Regions from separate parts of the Mus musculus genome. Here region 1 is linked to region 2. A link is a loop called in an ENCODE intact Hi-C map of the cell type or tissue named here. Cell type or tissue: gastrocnemius. All regions are shown on one strand. Links, peaks and the distances in the headings refer to the core of each region. The heading gives the core; the rest is flanking DNA.

Region 1 (10,073 bases), core at 2,695-5,194, 170 kb before region 2:
TGGGATACTCGACTCGTTTATTTATTAATGTGTAGGCATGTGTACGAAAGCCAGGGGACAACAAGCCAGGTGTTACCCTCAGGAGCACTGTTCAGCTCCTTAGAGACAGGGTCCCCCACTGGCCTGGAGTTCACTGAAGAGGCAAGAAAGTCTGGCCAGAAAGCTCCAGGGGACCCCCCCCCCAGTTCTGCCTCCCCAGTGCCAGAAATACAAGTATGTTCTACCATGCCAAGCTTATATTTATATATAATAAATATATATTTCTTGTGGTACTTGTACCTGAGTGCAGGTGACCAAGCAGACCAGAGGCATCTGGTCCCCTGGAGCTAGAGTGACAGGCAATTGTGAGTCACCTGTTGTAGGAATTGGGAATCAAATGTGGGTCTTAGGTCCATGCTCTTAACGGCCGGGCCATCTCGCTAGGCCCATGACCAGCTTTGTAAACACAAGTTCTGGGGGTTGAACTCGGGTCCTCATGCTTGCACGGCAAGCACTTTACCGGGTGAACCCCTCTGCAGCCCCTGCATGACCCTTTTATGAAGATAGATCCTAATAGGTAGCCGGAGTGATCCCATGCCTGGGTATTCCTGGCTGTGGCAAGGGCTGTCTGTGGAGTGCTAGGCAGACCAGGGCAGGTCTGTCTAGAGAGGAGGGGAGGATGGAGGAAGGCCATGCGCACAGTGTGGCAGGCTGCTTTGGTTCTGGTGACAACTGCTCCAGTGACCCTGAGCTAAGGCCCACTGAATGCTTCCTATCGCAAAAGCACCCCACAAGCCCCAGGATGTGTGGAGGATGGTGAGCTCTGGTTTTTGTTTGGTTTTGTTCTCTGTGGTCTCCTTTGAGCAGAGCCGGCACTGGGTAAGTCTGCCCAATGAAATGGGAGCTGCCGTAACCCCATTTTACAATCGAGGGGAGAGAAGCATAGAGAGGTGAGGGAGGGCACGGACCCAGTCACACAGCCTGAGAGTGCAGAACTGGGGCTGGAGCCGGCTGGCTTCTGAGCTTATCCTGTAGCCACTGACAGGGAAGGGAGAGATGTGACAGAGGGGACAGTTAGACGGACACCCAGGAAGTTGTTCTGGGTAGACACGGGATTGTCTAGGTGAGGAGCCCTGGGAAGAACATTCATCCTGGGAGGAGTGGGTGTGAGCCTTTGATGCAGGAAGTAGCTAAGCATCAGAGTCTAGAAAGGACATGCACACCAGTGAGTGAAGGGTCTGGAGATGAGCCCAGAGTGAGACGTGGAGCTATGAGGGGATGTCAGGCTGTGTGAAGACCACACATCCATGCCATCGTTTCTGCAAGCCAGGTGCCCAGCAATGCTTGAGCTGTTTCTCCTCCATGTGCCGGCACTGGCCTGTACGCAGACCCAGGGCCAAGTGTTAATAAATCCTCCATGTTTACAGTTAAGAGCAAAGACGTCTAACGTACCCTAGACGGCCCCCAGCAGTGTCCTCACTGGAGAGTGCCCTGCAAGCCTCCTGAACTTCCCCAGCTTCTCCCCCTAAGCACAGCCTGCTCCTACAGGCCCATTTGAAAGGAGAGAAGACTGAAGGCCTGTGATCTGTTGGTTCACAGAGCAGGTTAAGCAGTAGTGTGGGACCCAGCCCAGGTCTAGGTAAAAGGGTCCCAACAGTAGCTATCCACAGGGTGGCCAGGTGTGGTGACACATACCTTTAAGCCCAGCATTCAGGAAGCAGAGGCAGGCAGACCTCTGTGAGCTCCGGGTTAGCCATGGCTATACAGGGAGACCCTGTCTCAAACCAAAGCAAAGTGCGAAGCCAGGACATTTTGTTTCCTAGTTTCTCTCTCTCTCTCTCTCTCTCTCTCTCTCTCTCTCTCTCTCTCTCTGTGTGTGTGTGTGTGTGTGTGTGTGTGTGTGTGTGTGTGTGTTAGACAGAACTCAGGGCACTTCCCATGCTAGACCAATGAGCTCTGCAGTGGTTTGGATGAAAGTGGCCACCCCACCCCAGGTTCTTCTGTATGAACACGCCGTCTCCAGTCGGTACTGCTGTTTGGGGAGGATTAGGAGGTGTGTCCCTGGGGACCTGGCTTGAGGTGTCAAACCATTCCCAGTGTGCTTGCTTCCTGCCACCTGAGACATGAGTTCTCGGCTGTTCTGGCAGCTAGTTCTTCAACCTTGCTAACGTGACCTCTACCCCTCTGGGGCTGTGTCAATAAACACTTCCATTTTGAAGTTACCTTGGTCGAAGCAATTAAAAAAAAAAACAAAAAAACCTAGGCCAGTGGTTCTCAACCTTCTTGATGCTGTGACCCTTTCATACATACAGTTCCTTATGTGGTGGAGAATGCCCCCAACCATAAAATTATTCTCATTGTTACTTCATAGCTGGAATCTTGCTACTACTATGAGTCACAACGTAAATACCTGATATGCAGGATAGCTGATACATGACCCATGTGAAAGGGTCATTCGACCCCCAAAGGGGTCTCCACCCACAGGTTGAGAACCACGGAACTAAGACCAACTAAAACTAACACCCAGACTCATCTTCTTTCTATTTTCCTGAAACAGTGTCTCGCTAGGTAGCTCTGGCTGGCTTGGAACTCCCTATAAAGACCAGGTCTTGAACTCTTAAGATCCACCTCTGCCTCCTGTGAGCTGGGATTATAGGATTAAGGGTACATACACCACCACGCCCAGAATTGGTCCTTTTAAAGAAGTCATCTCATGTTGCTCGGGCTAGCCTTGAACTCTATGTAGCCAAAGATGACCTTAAATACCGTATCCTCTTTCCTCTGCTTCCCAGTGCTGCGGTCACAGGTACGTGCCACCATGCCAGGTTTATTTGGTGGGGCTAGGGCTGGCAGCCAGTGCTCTGTGCTGAAATATGCCTCTAAGCCTTCTTTCCACTTTTAAAGAGAGTCACCCCATAACCCACGCTGGCCTTAATACCATCCTCCTGCCTCAGTTTCTGGGCACCCATAATGAGTGCCTGTATCAGCAGGTCTGGCTCAATCTCTGTTTAATCTCCTGGCTATCTTGGTTTGTATTCACAGTGAACTGTAGTTCCTAGAATGAAGCCATGGGGAGAAGAGGGAATTCCTGCATGGTCCAGAAAAGATGCTGAGAGCTGAGGGAGTTTAAGGTCTGCACAGGTAGGTGGCTCAGGCTTCAAGAGGGGGTCACACGGGCAAACCCAGCACTCTGTGTCCCTGCTTTCACCTGTCACCACTGGTCCCACCCTCAGGGTCTTTGTTTATTCCCCCAGTAACTAGCCTTCAGTTGTAGGCATATTTGCAATGAAGATCTGAACCTGCCCTGCTGTGTGGTGCCGACAGTGGGAGAAACTTTGCCACAGGAGGAGACTTCTGGGTAGAAACTTGCTGGGCTCATTCGAGTAGCATGAAGGGGGCTCTCAGGCAGAACCCCAGGAACCGTGGGCCATCAGAAGCTACGACTGCTTGGTGCTTCTGAGACACGGCAACACGGCATCCACTACGGAGCTAGGCCGGGCTGAGTGGTATGACATTTGTAAATGAAATATGAGGGGCTGACGGGCGGCAGAACCTGCAGAGCCAGGCAGCGGATGAAACATTTTCCAAGACAGGTGGCGAATGAAACCTGCAGAGTGTGCCACCCAGGGCCTGATCTGGCTGTGTCTGAACTGTCCACTTCCCCCTGGCTATCCAGCTGGACGCTTGGAAAGGCCTCCGGGACGCCACTCTCCAGAACCTTCCCTGGGGTTGCACACTTGGCTCTGTGCAACCACTTAAGAAACGGAGTGACAAAGCCAGGCCCCACTGAGCTGTGAGGAAACCACATCCTGCGGGTCCTTTCAGGGGGCCTGGGGGCCTCTTCCCGGCTTTATTCACAGGCGCTCGCCCCTCCCTGCCCAGCCGTGGATTTAGCGGTGTCTGGCAGCGGCTGATCACAAACACAAAGGCGTCCTTCTCCTCCGAGGCATCCAGACCTGAATGCGCTCAACAGCCCGCAGAGGGCGGTCTGAGGGGCATCAGAAAGCTCCCACCCAAAGCCCGCCCATCGTTTGCAGCTCAGTGAGTGCCCCTGCGCCCCAAGCTCTTAGGTGCCATTCCCTAGAGGGCCACCAGAGGGCGCCCCCACCGCCACCAAAGGAGAGGCGGGCAGGACCCGGTTCCCACACCCGGGAGGGTATTGTCCTGGGCAGGAGGCTGCCTGCGGCACCCTCCCGCCTTACCCAGGATTGGACGACAGGGTTTTGCTGCCTCTGGCAAGCCTGGAGTCACATACCCTGGTTAGTGAGATCTTCAGGGTGCTGGTGGGTTGGTGACCCTGGAGTGCTCAGGAACTCAGTAGGGGAGGGGAAAAGTCGGATGAAGCCCACAGGTGCCAGGGGGAGGAGCCAACCCCACCTCAACCACCGAGGTCCGCTGCTGCAAACTTCCTAAGTACACTGGGCCTGATTAAGAACTTGGATGGGCAGGGGCTCCCTCGCCCTGACTCCTCCCTCGCTCTGTCTCCTGTCCCCTAACCAGTCCCGTTAGAGATACACTGAAAGCTTGAAGGAAGACGGTGTGTGTGTGGGGGGGGGGGGGGGGGAGGGTGCGTCTGGACTCTGTTGTCACCCACCAGAACTGGGTCTGGATGTCCTAATGCTCATGGCATCGGGGAGCCAGCTATGAAAGCCTAGGATCAGGAACGTGAGGAACCCCTATTTTAGAGGCCACTGGAGTGGGAAGAAGCCACCTCAGGGGACCCTCAGACATCTGCAAGTGGGCAGAGAAAGCATGGGTCGCTGCCACCTCAGATGCCTGGGGGGTGGCAGAGTCTGCCCCTCTCAGATCCAGGGGCAAATGTTGCCAAACTGGAGGTTGCTCCCGCCCCAGTGTCTCCTCCAGCAGGAAATCTCCATGACACCTTGCCTAGACCTGAGGTGTAGGAGTCCTCGTTGCCAACCGCCCGTGGAAAGCGGACTCTGCCAGGACCCCATTAGGATATTGGCTGGCTTGTGCCAATCAGGAAGCCGCGCCTGGCCGGGTCTCCAGATCTAAGGAACCCAGGCCGGGGCCTCCTCCTCCTCCTCGAAAGCGGGCTCTAGTCACCGCGCGCGCCTTTGCAGAGGGCTTCGCGGGCCTGCGGAGCCATAAAGTCTGATCGAAACCTTCCGGGTCTCCTGCGGGTTTCCAAACCCGACTTCAGTCAGGAGGGTGGGCAAGAGGTGGGAAGAAGCCGGTACCCGGGTCCCCAAGCTGGAGTGCCTAGCTAAGCTCTGGCAGTGGGAGTTGGCGGGATGGGGACGGCAGCGGGCTTGACACAGCAGAGGTTGTCACCCGCACCGGCGGGACAAGGCCGATCGCTCCGGTGGAGGAGGGAGACGGGGTCGCGGCACGCTCGCCGTGCGGGAGGCTCTTCTAACATCGTCAGCGGGGCAAACTCGGGAACCCCAGGTTTTCCGGACGCCCACAGGCGCGTCCCCGGCCTGGGGTGCGCGCCCCTGACCTCCCACTCCGGCCGCGAAGCTCGCGGGGCGCACCGCTCCGGGCGTCTGTGACACCGGTCACCCCGCCAGAGGTCTCTGTGGAGCTGCTTTTAACCAGAGACCAGGCTCCGGCTGGGCGACCACCTCCCCGGGGCGCCCGCGGCTGCGGCGCACGACTGCACGGAGCGGGAAAGGGACCGGCATCCTCCTAGACCTGCAAGCGTGAGCCTCGAGCAGCCCGAGCCCCAGCCTCAGTTTCTCTGTCTTAAAAATGGGTTCCCCCCCACACCCCCGCCTCACCGGGATTCGCGCACCTCTCCGAAAGGAGCAAGGGCGAGTCTCCCTTCTCCCTTGCACCTCGTGAGCGCCTGGGGACTCGGCTCCCGAGTGCCCAGGGTCCCGTGCCCCTGTCGTTCACTCACCACCCCGAGGCTGAGGTCCTCCGCGCGGGGCGCGGGCGCTGCGCAGCCCCCATGGGCCGCCAGCGCCAGTACAAGCAGCAGTGGTGGCAGCCCCGGCCCGGGGCGTGGAGGGCCAGGTCCCCGGGGGGACCCAGGTCCCCGCGGGCGGCGTCCCATCCCGCTCTCCCAGGTCGGGTGGCGAGGGTCCCCGCACCCGCCAGCAGCCAGCTCCGCGCCTCGCTCGGCTCCGCGCCCGCACCGCTCCGCTCCGCGGGACTGAGCCGCGCGCCCGCCCGCCTCCGGGGCAGGGCCATGCTAATGTATGCTAATAAACATCGCCCCGCCCACTCCCTTAAAGGGGCCCCCGCGCGGGCGGGACCCGGTAATGGCACAGAAGCTTTGCCCACCCCGAAGGCTGGAGCACTGCTGCAGACAGGGAGCCGGCGGATCGGGCTGCGAGTGTCCTAGAGTTCTCTGCCGTCCTCTGGACGCGCCCCCTGGTCGCCTGCTAGAACCCTTGGTTTAGTTTCAGGTCACTTAGGACCTAAAGACCGCTGCAGCGCGCGTGATGGGCACACGGGGGAGCCCGCGGGCCACAGAGTCTTGGGGCGAGTGGGAGTAAGCACCCCGATTCTGAGAGATCGGAGGTGGGGGAGGGGATTAGTGTGATACAAGAGAGCGTAGGAGGGAGCGGGGGCATGGGGTGGGATGGGATGGGTGAGCGTGGGCGGGAGTAGGGGCTTAGGACGGGAGACTAGGCCGAGAGCACACCTGAGTCCTGTATGGAGCCTTGGGCACAGAGCACCTTTTCCCCTTAGTCCGCCAGGGAGCATCTAGCCTCTGCTGCTGAGGGTCTGCATCAGGTGTGAAAAAAGAGACTTTGTTTTGAGGGGCGGGGAGTGAACCCCCCATGCTTCCGGCGGGCTGGACCCGTTCTATCTCCGTGAGCCGGGAGGCTATGAATAGCAAACATTAGCTGGGATCTGGCACCCGCTCAGCACTTTACAGATGAAATTTTCTTTCTCGCAACCCGTAAGAAGTGGAAACCATAGTTCCCAATTTGTACACAAAGAAACTGAGGTCCAGAGAAAATAATACCTAAGTAGGAGACAATGTGGAGTGACAATGTGGAAACTGGCTGGGCCAAGGGACAGAGTTCAAAACCAGCGCCCTCCCACCCCAAGCCCCCGCCCCAGCGGCTGGGTCTCCAGCCCCTTCCCCGCGGGTTTCTCTAGTCCCTCGGTGTCGTTAGGATTACAGTCTATTTATTGTTTGCACGCGGACACTGAGGTTTAGATGATGCCTCTAAAGGAGAGGGTGGGTGACTCCCTGCTTTGAAGGCAAAGTTCCCTCCCTCAACTCCCAGCTGGTGTCTATCCATACCCTGTTGCTCTCGGGGGTCTGGGTGGTTTGGGGAGAAGATTAGATTCTGCACCAGCTTGAGATGGGTCCGTGGGTTGGGGGGTGGGAGGGCGGGGGTTAGGACCTTGACACGAGAAAGCCCTAGAGACAGAGAGTGCGCAGCCACAAGACAGTAGCATCTCCCGGGTGTTTAGCTATGTGGAACAAACTCCCTATCAACCCGTGGAACAGTACTGCCCACAGTTAGTTAAAAATGGGTCTTCCTATCTCAATTAACCTAATCTGGATAATCCCTTCGAGGCGTGTCCAGAGGCTAACCTAATCTAGATAATCTCTCACAGGTGTGCTGGGAGACTTGTTTCCTAGGAGATCCTACAGCCCGTCAGGTTTACAATATTAATGCATGACATTAGTTCATGCTGCATTAGAAGGAAGGTCGGTTCGGTCCCTAGGGAGAAGATCGATGCTCTCCTGTTAGACAAGAAGAGAGAAACGTATTGCATTCGTAGGCCCTCTGAGATCAGCTTCAAAGCTCGGGTGGCCCCATCTTCTATCTGTTCTGAGGTCTCTGGGCCTCTCCTAAATGATGTCCCTATGTGGAAAGGAAATCTCAGAGAAATGTGGAGCAAATTGGGGACAAAAGAACTGGTTCAGGAATGGGTGGCTCTAGGGGCTCTGGCTCCAGACCCTTGTCCCCTTGACTCTGCCAATTCTAACTGGTACCTCCTCCCAAGGTGCCCTGCCTTTGCCTATCTGGCTCTGGGAGTTTCTTCCAGGTCTCCTATAGTTTGGTAAATGTCTACTTGACACTACAGATATACTCTTAGATGGATAGGAATCTTTTTTGGTTTGTTTAGAACTGTGTCCTGCTTCAGCCCCCGAGTGCTAGGATTTTAACTGTGTTCTCCCATACCCAGCTAGGATGGGGGTCCTTGTAGTTATAATTGAGTTAAAAAAAAACTTGAGATAAGCTCACTGGGGATTGTCTAGGTGACCCCCAAATCCACTGTCAAGTGATCTGATAGAAGCAGAGGAGGCCCGGACATGGTAGCAGGACTTTGAAACTCCAGCGTTTGGGGAGGCAGAGGCAGGAGGATGGTGAGCTGCAGGCCAACTGGGCTCGAGAGTTTTGGAAGTGGTTTTAACAAAACTCCAAAGGAGCAGACGAAAGAACAGGGGAGAAGCCACAGGAGAGTTTGTTGGCTTACAGACAATTTTGCTAGACTCTTCCCAGCGACCGAGCAACAGATTAGGTCATCATATGGCTCTCATCACCTGACAGCATATAAGAGAAGTACCCCAGCCCCTTTCTCTGTCTCTCCCCACTCTCCCCATCTCCTGTCTAACTCCTCTCCCCCCCCCTCTTTTTCCCTCCCCCTTCTCTGTTCTCACGTGTTCCTGGCCAGTCTCTCTTTCTGTCCTTCTCTATCCCTGCTTTCTCTGCCCTGTGGCTCTGTCTGCCTCTACTCCTTCTCCAGGTCCTCAGTCCCCTCCCCTCCATTCCAAATAAACCTCCCTTACATCAGGTCTGTCCCATGGCGTGATTTCTCAGAGGGACACCTCAGCATGGGTCCCTCCTTACTCCTGCTGCCGCCACATTATTGTTTATAACAGAGTTGGCCCCATGACCAGGGAGGCAGAGGCTATGATGTGTCATTAAACAGCAACCCCAGGGTAGTGCTACCAGTTAGGGCTGGAGCTGGCACTTTATAGCCAGTGAGTCTATGGCGCTTTGCCCTAGGCCAGAGGTCTAGGGTCCCAGAATCAGGAAGGTTGAGAACCACTAGTCCAAATCCCAAAGCACTTCCTACGCAGTCTTTACCTCCACCCTGGCTTCCAACAGGCAACCTGCTGAATCAGAGCCAGGCCATCCGTTCCAAAGATGACTGAGATGTCACCGCCCACGTCACACTCTGGAAAAGGTGCTTCATGTGCTTGGAAGACAAATCCAAGCTCCTCTCCTCAGCCCGTGGCATCTTGCTCTGCTCTGACATCATCACCCTGCTTGTTCCTGCCTGCTTCCCCCATCTGGTAGAGCCCCTGACCTCTTCTGACGGCCTCCAGATGCCCTCTTGCCACAGGACCTTTGCACCCACTGTGTGTGTGCGTGTGTGTGTGTGCGCGCACACACACGTGCTGGGGGGGGCATGATGGGGGTGGTGGTGTCTTGTCTTCTGATTCGTTGAAAGCCTATGTCTCGGATCTCTCTGCAAACGCTTGCTTCATCTCTAAAAAACATCCCTCGCCCCTGACTCCCTGTTCACTCAGCATCGCCTCATTCACACTCCAAGCGGCTCCTCCCCGCTCTGCCATCTGTTTTGGGCCTGGTCTGTTCACTGCCTGGCTCCTGGAGGCATCAGCCCCAGAGGGCAGAGATATCTACCATTGGGCTTAAGAGCTTGCTAGCGCAGGTCTAGTGCTGGGAAGAGTGGGGGTAGGTGGGTGGGTGGGTGTAGTAGCCAGCCTCTGCCTTCAAGTGGACCCAATGTCGCCTTTTGCCTATCTCACATTGCACACATGGGTGGGAGCTTGGTGATGTCATTGTTAGCACCCACTTGGCCACTCCTTCCTTGCTTTGACAGGAATCATGATATTCCATCCTAGGGTTGGCAGATCTTAGCCTCAGTGTTCCCAAAGCTTAGGGGTGTGGCTGGTAGACCCAGAGGCTTATGGCTCCTGAGAGCTGGGTGGCCTAGACCATGGCTAATTCAAGGTTATGCCAGAGACTAACGTCTCTCGATTTTCTATTGCTCCAAGCTTTCACCACTTTCTTGAAGCTTGGTAGCTGATGTAAGCAGCTCCCAGCAGCAGTGAGCAGCAGGCACCATCTGCAGTTCAGAAGGTGTTGGAACCTCCTCTTCCTGCCGCCTGATTTTGCAGAGCTCCG
Region 2 (10,073 bases), core at 4,909-7,408:
AGTTCCTGCTTCGACAAGACTCCCAGCTCCATGTGTTTCTTTTGGGCGATTGACACTCACCATCCTGCTCAGCCCTGGAGAGACCCTGGTGGGACTGGGACCTCTCTCCTCCCTCCTGGACCTGTTGGCAAGGAGCTGGCACCTTCTTTTCTTTCTTTCTTCCTTCCTCCTCCCTCCCCTCTTCCCTCCCCCTCTTTCCCTACCTCCCTCCCTCCCTCCCTCCCTTCCTTCCTTCCTTCCTTCCTTCCTTCCTTCCTGGGAGTACTGGGCTTGAACCCAGGCCCTCATGTGTGCTAGGCAAACACTCTACCACTAAGCTACAGCCCCAGCCCTCTGTTGGCATCTGGGGGGTATATTGGTGAATTTACATGCGTCTTTGATTTAATGTAGACATTTTCTACTGTTGATGTCCAACTCATTCCCTTTCCATTGGAGACTCCGTTCTATTTCAATACATTACAAGTCATTCTCCAGGGTTTGTTATAGGGAACCTGCTGTTTTCTCTTGACAGAGATTCGTGTTTTACTGTTGTTTGGCTAGCTAAGTTTACTCTAATTGATAGCAGCTTATTTAAAACGGTATTTAGATTTATTTATTTTACTTTATGTGCACGACTGTTTTGTCTGCATGTATGTATTTGTACCACTTGCGTGCCTGGTGCCTATAGAAGGGAGAAGAGGGCCTTGGAAGTCTTGAACTAGAATTACTGATGGTTGTGAGCCACCATGTGGTTGCTGGAAATCAACCCCTCGTCTTCTGCAAAAACAAGCACTCTTGTCCACTGGGTCTTCTCTCCAGCCCAACCTGATAACTAACTCAACTTCAAAGAGACACAGATGGCCTAGTCTCCCAGTGCTTTCTCCCTCCCAGACTTTTTGACATTGAAGTTACATTTGTTACAGTTGGGTATTTTATGTTCCATGTGTGTTTCTGGTTATCACTTTATACAGCCAGCATTGTTCCATGCATTCCATGTCCATCTGCCATCTTTTTTTTTGTCACCCAATACAGCTGCATTCCCATTTGCCCCTTCTGCCATGATGAAAATACATTAAAACATAAAGTTGGTCTGATGATACAATTATGCACACAGTGAACCACACTATTGCTGTAAAAATGAGCTAAGATCAGAATGTGTGTGTTGGGGGGGGGGGGGGGAAACGACTCTGTATGACTTGATCTACCAGCAGTAAGCTCCTTTGTTGATGCCTCCTTAGTTTGTTTCTTTGGATTTGTTATTCCCATTGGTCTGCTTTTACTGTGGGATGGTGCCATTTCCTGCTCCAGCCTCTGAAGGTCCTCACGATAAAGCATTAGTTGTTACAGAGGCGCCCTTGTATGTGAAGGGTTCACTTTTAACTTGTTCCTTTGAAAATTCTCTATTTTGACAGTTTGACGATAGCTGTGGTGTGCATATTTCCATTCCCTTTGTAGTTGGCTGAGCTTGGGAAATGTGCAGACTAATGCTTCTTGTTGAGTTTAGCAAAATCATGGCTATTACTTCTTTCAACACCTCCCATCTTTCTTATAATCTCTCCGTTCTCTCTCTCTCTCCCTCTCCCTCTCCCTCCCCTCCCCCTTCCCCTCCCCCTCCCCTCCCCCTCCCTTCCCCCTCCCCTCCTCCCTCCCCCTCCCCCCTCCCCCTCTCCCTCTCCCTCTCTAAATGTGCATGGGTGTTTTTGCCTGTCTGCACATCTAGGTACCACATGCCTGATACCTGCAGAGGCCAGAAGAGGGAGCCAGATCTAGAACTGGAGTTAGAGACTGTTGTGAGCCACCATGTGGATGCTGGGAATCAACCTGAGTCCTCTGCAGGAGCAGCCAGTGCTCTAACCACTGAGAGGTCTCTTAAGTTCCGGTCCTTATTGTTGTGAAGAATTCAGCCAAGAGATATGATAGTTTAAGCATACAAGTATTTGCCAAAGCAAAATAAGGGCTCCAAAATGGGGGGGGGGGGGGAGAGGGAGAGGGAAAGAGGACAGAGACAGGCAGATAGAGAGTCAGACAGATACAGAGAAACACAGAGAGAGACAGAAACTAAGACACCCAGAGAGAGACGGAGACAGAGACAGGAAGGGAAAGGCAGGCGTTGGTGGAGCAGCCTGATGCTTTCTGTGCTATGGATCTTGGAGAAATTTTAATGAATATTCATTAGGTGGTCACATATTTATGGGCTCATGAACTCCTCATGATCCCTCAGAAAAGCCAACTAAAGGGAGCAGACCTCTAAACCACAATGCTAGCGATACACTAATGAGGTTTTAGAAGATGTGGATCCATAGTTAGTGCACAGGTGTGATATCTGGGAAACTACCCGACATGGCGGAAACAACCTGACTGCTGCAGCTTCAGGGGCATCTAACCACAAAGTGGGGGTCTGACTGTCAGGACGCACGGCCTCCAGGATCTGGCTGCAGTGTTCTTGGTTCGCTTGGAACTCCTTGCTTGCCTGGTACCATCCCCTTTCTCAAGGACCAAACCTCTAAGCTCTTTAAACCAACTGGATGCTGGGGCCTTGCTGCCTCCAGCTGAAAAGGGAAGCAAGCATGGGGGTTAGGGATTTGCAGCTTTTGCTGTCGGTTAGCAGGCCAGGACAATCCAGGGTTCCTCATAAAGGAAGGTGATTAGAATCCTGTACTTATTATTATTTGAGCTCTGGAATGTAGACTAGATCACTCACAGCAGAAGACCAAGTGAACAAGGGCCAAAAAATAAAGCAAAATTAAAACTGTAAGAAAGGGGATACGGGAACCTACAGATGTATGTGATGGGAGAGACTGCTGTCTGGAGAGGCTCACAGAAGTTTTTGTCTTATTTTATCCTACGTAGGATTTGATGACTCAAGACCTATTCTGAGAGAGATGAGCCAATATCTCTGTGGCTTATCCATTTATTTGAATTTGTCGAAGTCTGGAAGAAACTAACTTGATGGGACATATAAGGATCCTGGGAGTGAAATCATTGTATAATACAGGAGACTTAATTGAGGGATGAGGAGACATGGTGTGGTGGTTTGAATATGGTTGGCCTGTGGGCAGTGGCACTATTAGGAGGTGTGGCCTTATTGGAGGAGGTGTGGCCTTGTTGGAGGAAGTGTTCCACTATGTAGGCGGGCTTTGAAGACTCCTAGCACTCAAGCTCTGTCCAGTGCAGAAGAATGAGTCTCCTCCTGGTTGTCTTAGGGTCAAATGTAGGACTCTCAGTTCCCTGTTCAGCACCATGTCTGCCCGCATGCTGCCATGCTTCCCACCATGATGATAATGGACTGAATATCCGAAACTGTAAGCCAGTCCCAATTAAATGTTTTCCTTTATAAGAGTGGCCTTGGTCATGGTGACTTTTCACAGCAGTGGAAACCTTAACTAAGATACATGGTCATACTCATTCAAGCATAGCAGCCCTGGCATTAAGGGAGGCTCTACCCATTAAGGAAGACACTGGAAAGGCAAGAACTCCTATGTCATGGAGGCAGAGGATTTACTTTGTATAACCACTTTTGATTTTTAATCTACTTGTTTTAGACATTGATTTATTTACTTAGGGTGTGTCGGTCACAGTGTAGAAGTGGAAGTCAGAGGGTGTTTAGCAGAAGTCAGTTCTCTTCTTCGACCCTGGGGGTCCTGGGGATAGAACTCAGATCATCAGGACTGGCAGCAAGTACCTCTACCTACTGAGCCATCCTCTCACCAGCCTCCATCACTGGTCAGTTTGGGTTGCATCTTCCCGTTCAGTGTTCAAGATCATGTTGGTTACCAAAATGTGACCTTTTTCCTTTGAATCATGGAGGTCAGTTGAGACTTGCTAGGGGTAGTCCTTGGGAGTAGATGAGACTCTTAAGCAATATCAATGGTTTCCACACCAGGAGTGCCCTCTGCTGGGAAGGGTCAGGATCCTGCTGACCACGTGACTTCCTTTGGAAGAACACAGGGCATTTCCTCTCCAGGGCCTCTTCTCGGCAGGATATACACTGATTATAGAATCAACCTCAGGAGCATCCATGACTTCTCTGATGAAGACGGTCCATGGGTTACCAGACTTACAGGACTACGACCACCATCATCCTCCGCCCAAGAGGGTCCATGGCTTACTAGACTTACAGAACTATGACTCCCATCACCCTCAGCCCATGGGTTCTGGTTGACTTTGGAAACCATAGAACAGACAACTAGCTGTTCTCTTTATATTCCTCAGGACTCAAAGTGAGGATTGTTGAACACCCAGCGGCACAGTCTTTTAGTTTTAACTTTTATGTAACATCTAGATCAAGGTGAGACCAAAATAAAGAAATAATAAGTTGAAATGGTTTTTAAGTAAATCCCAATTTTGTTAAGATTCAGTTTCCCAACTAAACACCTGGCAAACTGTGCAGAAAACGTAACCATCTCGATTAGTTATCAGTTCCTTTTTAGAAATCAGTTCCTAATTAAACAAACATTTATTTTATGTGTCTCGGTGTTTTTCCCTGTTGTGAGCCACTCTGTGGCTGCTGGGAATTGAGGTCAGGTTCTCTGGAAGTGCAACCAGTGCTCTTAACCGCTGAGCCATCTCGCCACCAATCAGCTTTGGAATGTTGCCAGAGCACATCAATATCTGACAAGAGCCTTGTTGATTTTAACAGTGGACTAGCCGGGCAGTGGTGGTGCATGTCTTTAATCCCAGCACTTGGGAGACAGAGGCAGGATTTCTGAATTCGAGGCCAGCCTGGTCTACAGAGTGAGTTCCAGGACAGCTAGGGCTACACAGAGAAACCCTGTCTCGAAAAACCAAACCAAACCAAACCAAACCAAACCAAACCAAACCAAACCAAACAACCCAGGGGACTAGAGTCTAGGTTTATAGCAGTATTCTGACCTTAAGAATGTATGTGTGTATATCCTTTTGCACGCATGTGTGTGTGTGTGTTGTGTGTGTGTGTTGTGTGTGTGTCTCTCTGTGTGTGGTGTGTGTGTGTGTGTGTTGTGTGTGTGTCTCTCTGTGTGTGTTGTGTGTGTGTGTGTTGTGTATGTTGTGTGTGTGTATGTGTGTTGTGTGTGTCTAAGTAAGCACAGGCTTTAACAAGCACCTTTACCCACTGAGCCATCTTGCTGGCCTGATGCTTCAGCTTCTAAAAAACTCTTTCATCGTTTTTCCCTCCGTCTCAGGCAAGCCCGAGAGCTGCATAATCTTACATTCTAGTGAGACCTTGCCAAGACTGCAAAGTTTCTAATAGCCTTGAATAGCAGAAGTATCTTAATATAGGCACAGCCAAAAGGAGGGAAAAAAAACCCCAGGGATCCAACAATCTTCATATGTCAACTCTAACTGCAGTCATGGACACAGAAGACATCTGCTCTCCTTGAAACTAGAAAGAGTGTCAGCAGAGTCCTCCCTCCTTCCCTCCCTCCCTCCCTCCCTCCCTCCCTCCCTCCCTCCCTCCCTTCCTTCTTTCTTTCCTTCCTTCCTTCCTTCCTGGAGAATTTAGCAAATGAAAAGAGAAAGAGAAAGTTGAAGCTTGGACGGTTGACTCAGGGTTGGGCCAGAGATGGCAGGCCAGACCCAGAGCATTTGTATTTGGGACAGGAGAAGGGGACACACATAACAGGATGGCACTTAGGTCCCCATGTTATGGTAAGCCCAGGTCATACTTCATTTCATCCCCTGTAGAATTTTGTCTGCATGACAAGTGTGTAATTTGGTAAATCATATTGACTCAGAGAGCAGGACATCTGAATTGGGCTTGAATTTAGTTTTTACAGAGGTCGGGGTTGCTTCTTACAAGGAAAGCCTAGCAGGCTGAGAGAGATGGGTGGGTTGATCAAATTCTTCGCACAGAAGCATGGAGCCCCAAGTCTGATCTCCCAGAATGTACACAGAAGAGCCAGGTATGGGGGCACATAGTTGTGATCTCAACACTGGGAAGGCAGAGACGGGTATCCCTGGGGTTCTTTGGCAGTCTACCTAGCCCACTCAGCTATTTCCAAAAGCAGGATGGATGGTATCCTGAGAAACAGCATTTTCAAGTTGATCCCTGACTTCCATTTGTGTCCACATATATACACATATACATGTGTACCTATGCACACATGATCATGTGCATATGGGCACACACATTCAGAGGGAGAGAGGGAGAGAGAAAGAGGAGGAGGAGGAGAAGAAGAAGGAGGAGGGGGAGGAGGAGAAGGAGAATGGGAGGGAGGGGGAAGAGAAGGGGGAAGAGGAGGAGGAGGAGAATGTCGAGGAGGAGGGGGAGGAGGAGTGGTAGGGGAGGAGAAGGAGAGACAGAAAGTCTGGACACTGGAACTCTCTATCTTCTTTCTCATCGGCAGAACAGATCTAGCCGGAGGACAGTGCCATCTTTTGGCCATTCTTCTCTGTTAGCTGGGTCACACTGGTCATGCCAAAGTATAAAAGAAGCTCACTGGTCTCTTTTTTTTTTTTTTTTTTTTTTGAGACTCTCAGGATTCAAACAAATCATCCCTAGTTTTTCAGGATGCATTCCAAATAAAAGTCCCTGAAGATGGGCAGCTGACGCTTTGTTTGCCTAGAGAGAAGTCAGAGACCCAGAAGGCAGGCAAACCTCCCATCTTCTGGTACCCATGTTAGTCTGATCTGGTCCCCACGCCTGCCTCATGTTGTAGCAAGTGTTAAAATCTTGTGTTAGAGTCAGTAGTGACAAGAGCATCCCTAACCCGTGTAGGAACTTGATGCTGACAGCTGGTCTGAGTTCCTTCTTCCCTCTCTCTGAAGCAGTTTTGCAGAGGATAGTCTGAGAGAACATACATACAGCAATCAGCTATGCAGACCTGAAAGTCCCTGTCACCCCTATAATGGATCCCAAAAGGCAAAACAGGGCAAAGGACATCATCTGTGTCAGTGGAGTCACCCAGAAAGCAGAACTAGAGCCGAACGAATTTGGAGTGGAGGTCCCAGGAGTGCCCTTTCACCCCGTGGGAGGACTAGAGTTATATTTAATATTTAAATAATTAAAAATATGTCTGGAACCCAGTCTTTCCCTGTCCTGCGTTACTGCTTGCGCCGTTTTCTTGATTTAGTTACTTCCCTAGATTGCTTCTCTCCTGGTTCCCTTTGGAGAAGACGCTGAGATCGGCTCCATCAGCTCAGGGCTCGGTTAAGACTCCTCTGGTTCCTTGAACTATCTGAGAAGTCTCCATCCAGGCTTTGCTGAGGGGGTCTGCAAGTCCGTGGTGGGGCAGAAATCCTGTAACTCAGCCAGGAGTCTATGCTTGCTAGCCCTGAATCTCAAGGTCAGGCCGAGGCAAGCAGTGAGAGGCCAACGCTGGTCCTCCCTAGACACAGCGCCCTGCCCCCACACATGCCTTCAAAGTTCCCAAGAATATGACAGAGCTTTTGAAAGCCTTATAAGGACACTGCAGTGTGAGTTCGGTTTGCTTTCTGTTTCATTCCAGAGGCGCTCGGTTTGCATTCCCATGCCATTCCACAGGGTCCTTCCTTCTTTGTACTCCGATAAAACATGAAAGCAAACTTAGGCTGTGTTTCCCTCGCCAGTCTGTATAGACTGTTTACGATGTGAGAGTCAGGAGTCTGCAGGGGGCTGTTCACCCTTGGGATGTGGCTTAGAATTTAGCTCACACTGGAGGCTAGGTCTGTCTCCAAACCTCTCAGCCTCGCCTTGGTGATGAACAGAAAGAAATCTAAGCTTCCTGTTGCTTTGGAAATTTGATTATTTCCCAAGGCCCCCCTGGATGGGGAGGTTTGGCTGGGTTTCTTTGTCCCTGGTTGGTGTCTCAGATGGCCATGTCTTGTTCTCTAGCGCACCTCTCTGGAGTGTGTGTGTATACCCAGCTCTTCACAGGGGCATGTTGGGAGTATAGCGGATTAGGAACAGTGGGCACCCTGGATTCTCTGGCTGCCATCCTGGTCTGACTTTTGAGTTTGTTCTGGAAGGGATAAAGGATTGGTGCTGTGGGTGTTGGGGTCCATCACAGCTGGATGTTTGCAGGAAACTTCCCCAATGTCGAAGAAACCCTAGAGAACCAGAGAGCAAACATGTAGGGCCTCCAGTTCACATTCCACCCGAAACAGATCATTGACATAGTCTCACAGCCCTCAGGACCCCAAGTACCTTCCCTGTGGTAGGACTCACTCCCTCTTGTTGTCTGTAGGACAGCCTCTCCCCGTACCACTGCTTCATTGTCCCTCCAGGGTCCTGTGCCTTTACTGTCATAGCTATATACTTCACGAGGCTCTGCACTACAAGGTACAAGGCTCTGCCTCATACAAAGCAACTACCAGATCCTGAGCAGAGGGTATCTGCAGCCAGTTGCTCGATCACCTCGATCACCTTCACTGCCCACCCCTCGAATGGCCCCAGCATGCTCCATTTTGGCCAGAGAACATCCTACTACACACACACACACACACAGACACACACACACACAGACACAGTGATCTTCAGGAAAGTGTACACCTAACCAGAAACAGCTAACTCCATACATATTGAACCTGTGACTGTGGTGGGATTATTCTGGCCTGGAGCAAGAACTGCAAATCTCAGCTGCCCATTTATTTGTAAGCAATGACAAGATTGAGGCCAATTTGTCTCGATTTAGTCATTTGATGCTGAGCTTAGTGTCTTGTTCATTTATGCATTTTTTTCATGCTCATGAATAATAGTTCAAATTTGGGTAGGGATCTGTTTAAATTCTTCTCCCTGACCCAAATCTGCCAACTTGGGGTGGTGATACAGCCTGGTACTATGAGGTTCTAGTTTTGATACCCAGCATCATATTTAAAAAATAAACAAGTGCAGAAATATTATACAGCCAAGGCCCCTCTGCCTAGGGATAGTGCTGCCCACAGTGGGCGAGGCTACCCCACATCAATCGCCAACAGGACCTTCTTTCATAGACATGACCATAAGCCTATCTAATGGAGGTAACTCTAGGTGTGTCACAAAGACAATAAAAACCAACCAGTGCACCCCATTTTAAAACATCTAACTTGAAGGTAAAAGTTAGCAGTGATGTCACTGTACCCGAAGAGTATTTGGGTGGCAATTGTGGTTACCAGCTTCTATGTTATTTCTGAGGCAAATGCTATACCCACATATACCAGAAACTGGTTTGGAGAAGTGAGACCAGCTACTAAGGCTACTACCACCAAATTGACATCAGTGGCCCAAGACATATCTTGCAGCTCTGTGGCACATGGCTGGCTTTCCACCCACTCTAACGTAGGCAGCACCCCCCAGTTTTGAAGTTCTATAGTGTCTCAGACAACCAGGCACTGTACTAATGCAGATCTAAACTGCATTAATGGGGCCATCAGGATTTTGAAAATACTCATTCACTCACTAGACCAGTGGTTCTCAGCTTCCCTAATGCAGTACCCTTTAATTCAGTTCCTGGTACTCATTATGTGGGCGTACCTGGATGTCGGCAGACCTGCCTGGAGATGGAGAGAGAAGCAGTGTCTCAGGTCCTAAGACTGTCAGAAGTATGTGTGTTCTGATGGTGATTTTTTTTTTTTTTTTTGGCGATCCCTATTTAAAAGTCATTTGACCCCAAAGGGGTCAGGGCCCAAAGGTTGAGAACCATTGCACTAGATTTTTCCAGACTGGAGCCACAAAAAGAAAGGAATTATAGTCCTGTTTGCCACGGCAGATTTGATCTTGATGGGTACCACTTCACAAATGTAACTGTAATTAATTCTCAGGGTCACCAGGATTGGCTTCTAGGTGCCACCTGACTCCAGACATTGTCATTGCAGTCTGCCTTGCAAATATTGATGTAGTTGCTCTTGCAGCCATATCTGGGATGTGTCCATTCTGTTCCAGGAATTCATGAGCTATAAGCTGTCACCTATGAGATCCCTTCTTTTGTTTTGTTTTGTCTTGTTTTGTTTTGTTTTGGCATGTATGTGAATGCATGCATGTGTCTGTTCATGCATGTGTGTCTGTATATGCATTTGTGTCTGTGTACAGGTGTGCAGTCATGCATGCGTGTATGTGTGTGTGCATACATGTGTGTATGTATGTATATATGTGAAATTGTGCATATGTGTATGCATCCATGCATGCAGATATGTATGTGTGCATCCTTGTGTGTGCCTCT

Evidence for each region. Peaks named below come from ENCODE experiments on the same cell type or tissue, not always from the same donor. Only the 100,000 strongest peaks of a DNase experiment are listed, where the experiment ranks them.
Region 1: it touches region 2 in a loop (7-fold over the local background); 12 of 42 quality-filtered maps call a loop at or near these places.

The regions. Positions count from the first base shown.
Region 1 is chr5:129,580,221-129,590,293 of GRCm38, reverse strand. Mmp17 (matrix metallopeptidase 17) reads right to left here and starts at 6,125. Exons shown (of 10, transcript NM_011846.5): 1 at 5,846-6,125. The coding sequence starts at 6,001. In gastrocnemius, for the core only: a CTCF peak has its summit at 4,072 (motif pointing right); DNase peaks (open chromatin) are centred at 3,701, 4,073 and 5,005; H3K4me3 peaks cover 1,345 bases; H3K27ac peaks cover 95 bases.
Region 2 is chr5:129,412,843-129,422,915 of GRCm38, reverse strand. No RefSeq gene overlaps it. Among named protein-coding and RNA genes, the nearest start is that of Gm34468, 75 kb to the left of the region's middle. In gastrocnemius, for the core only: a CTCF peak has its summit at 6,329 (motif pointing left); DNase peaks (open chromatin) are centred at 6,296 and 7,294; H3K4me3 peaks cover 575 bases; H3K27ac peaks cover 937 bases.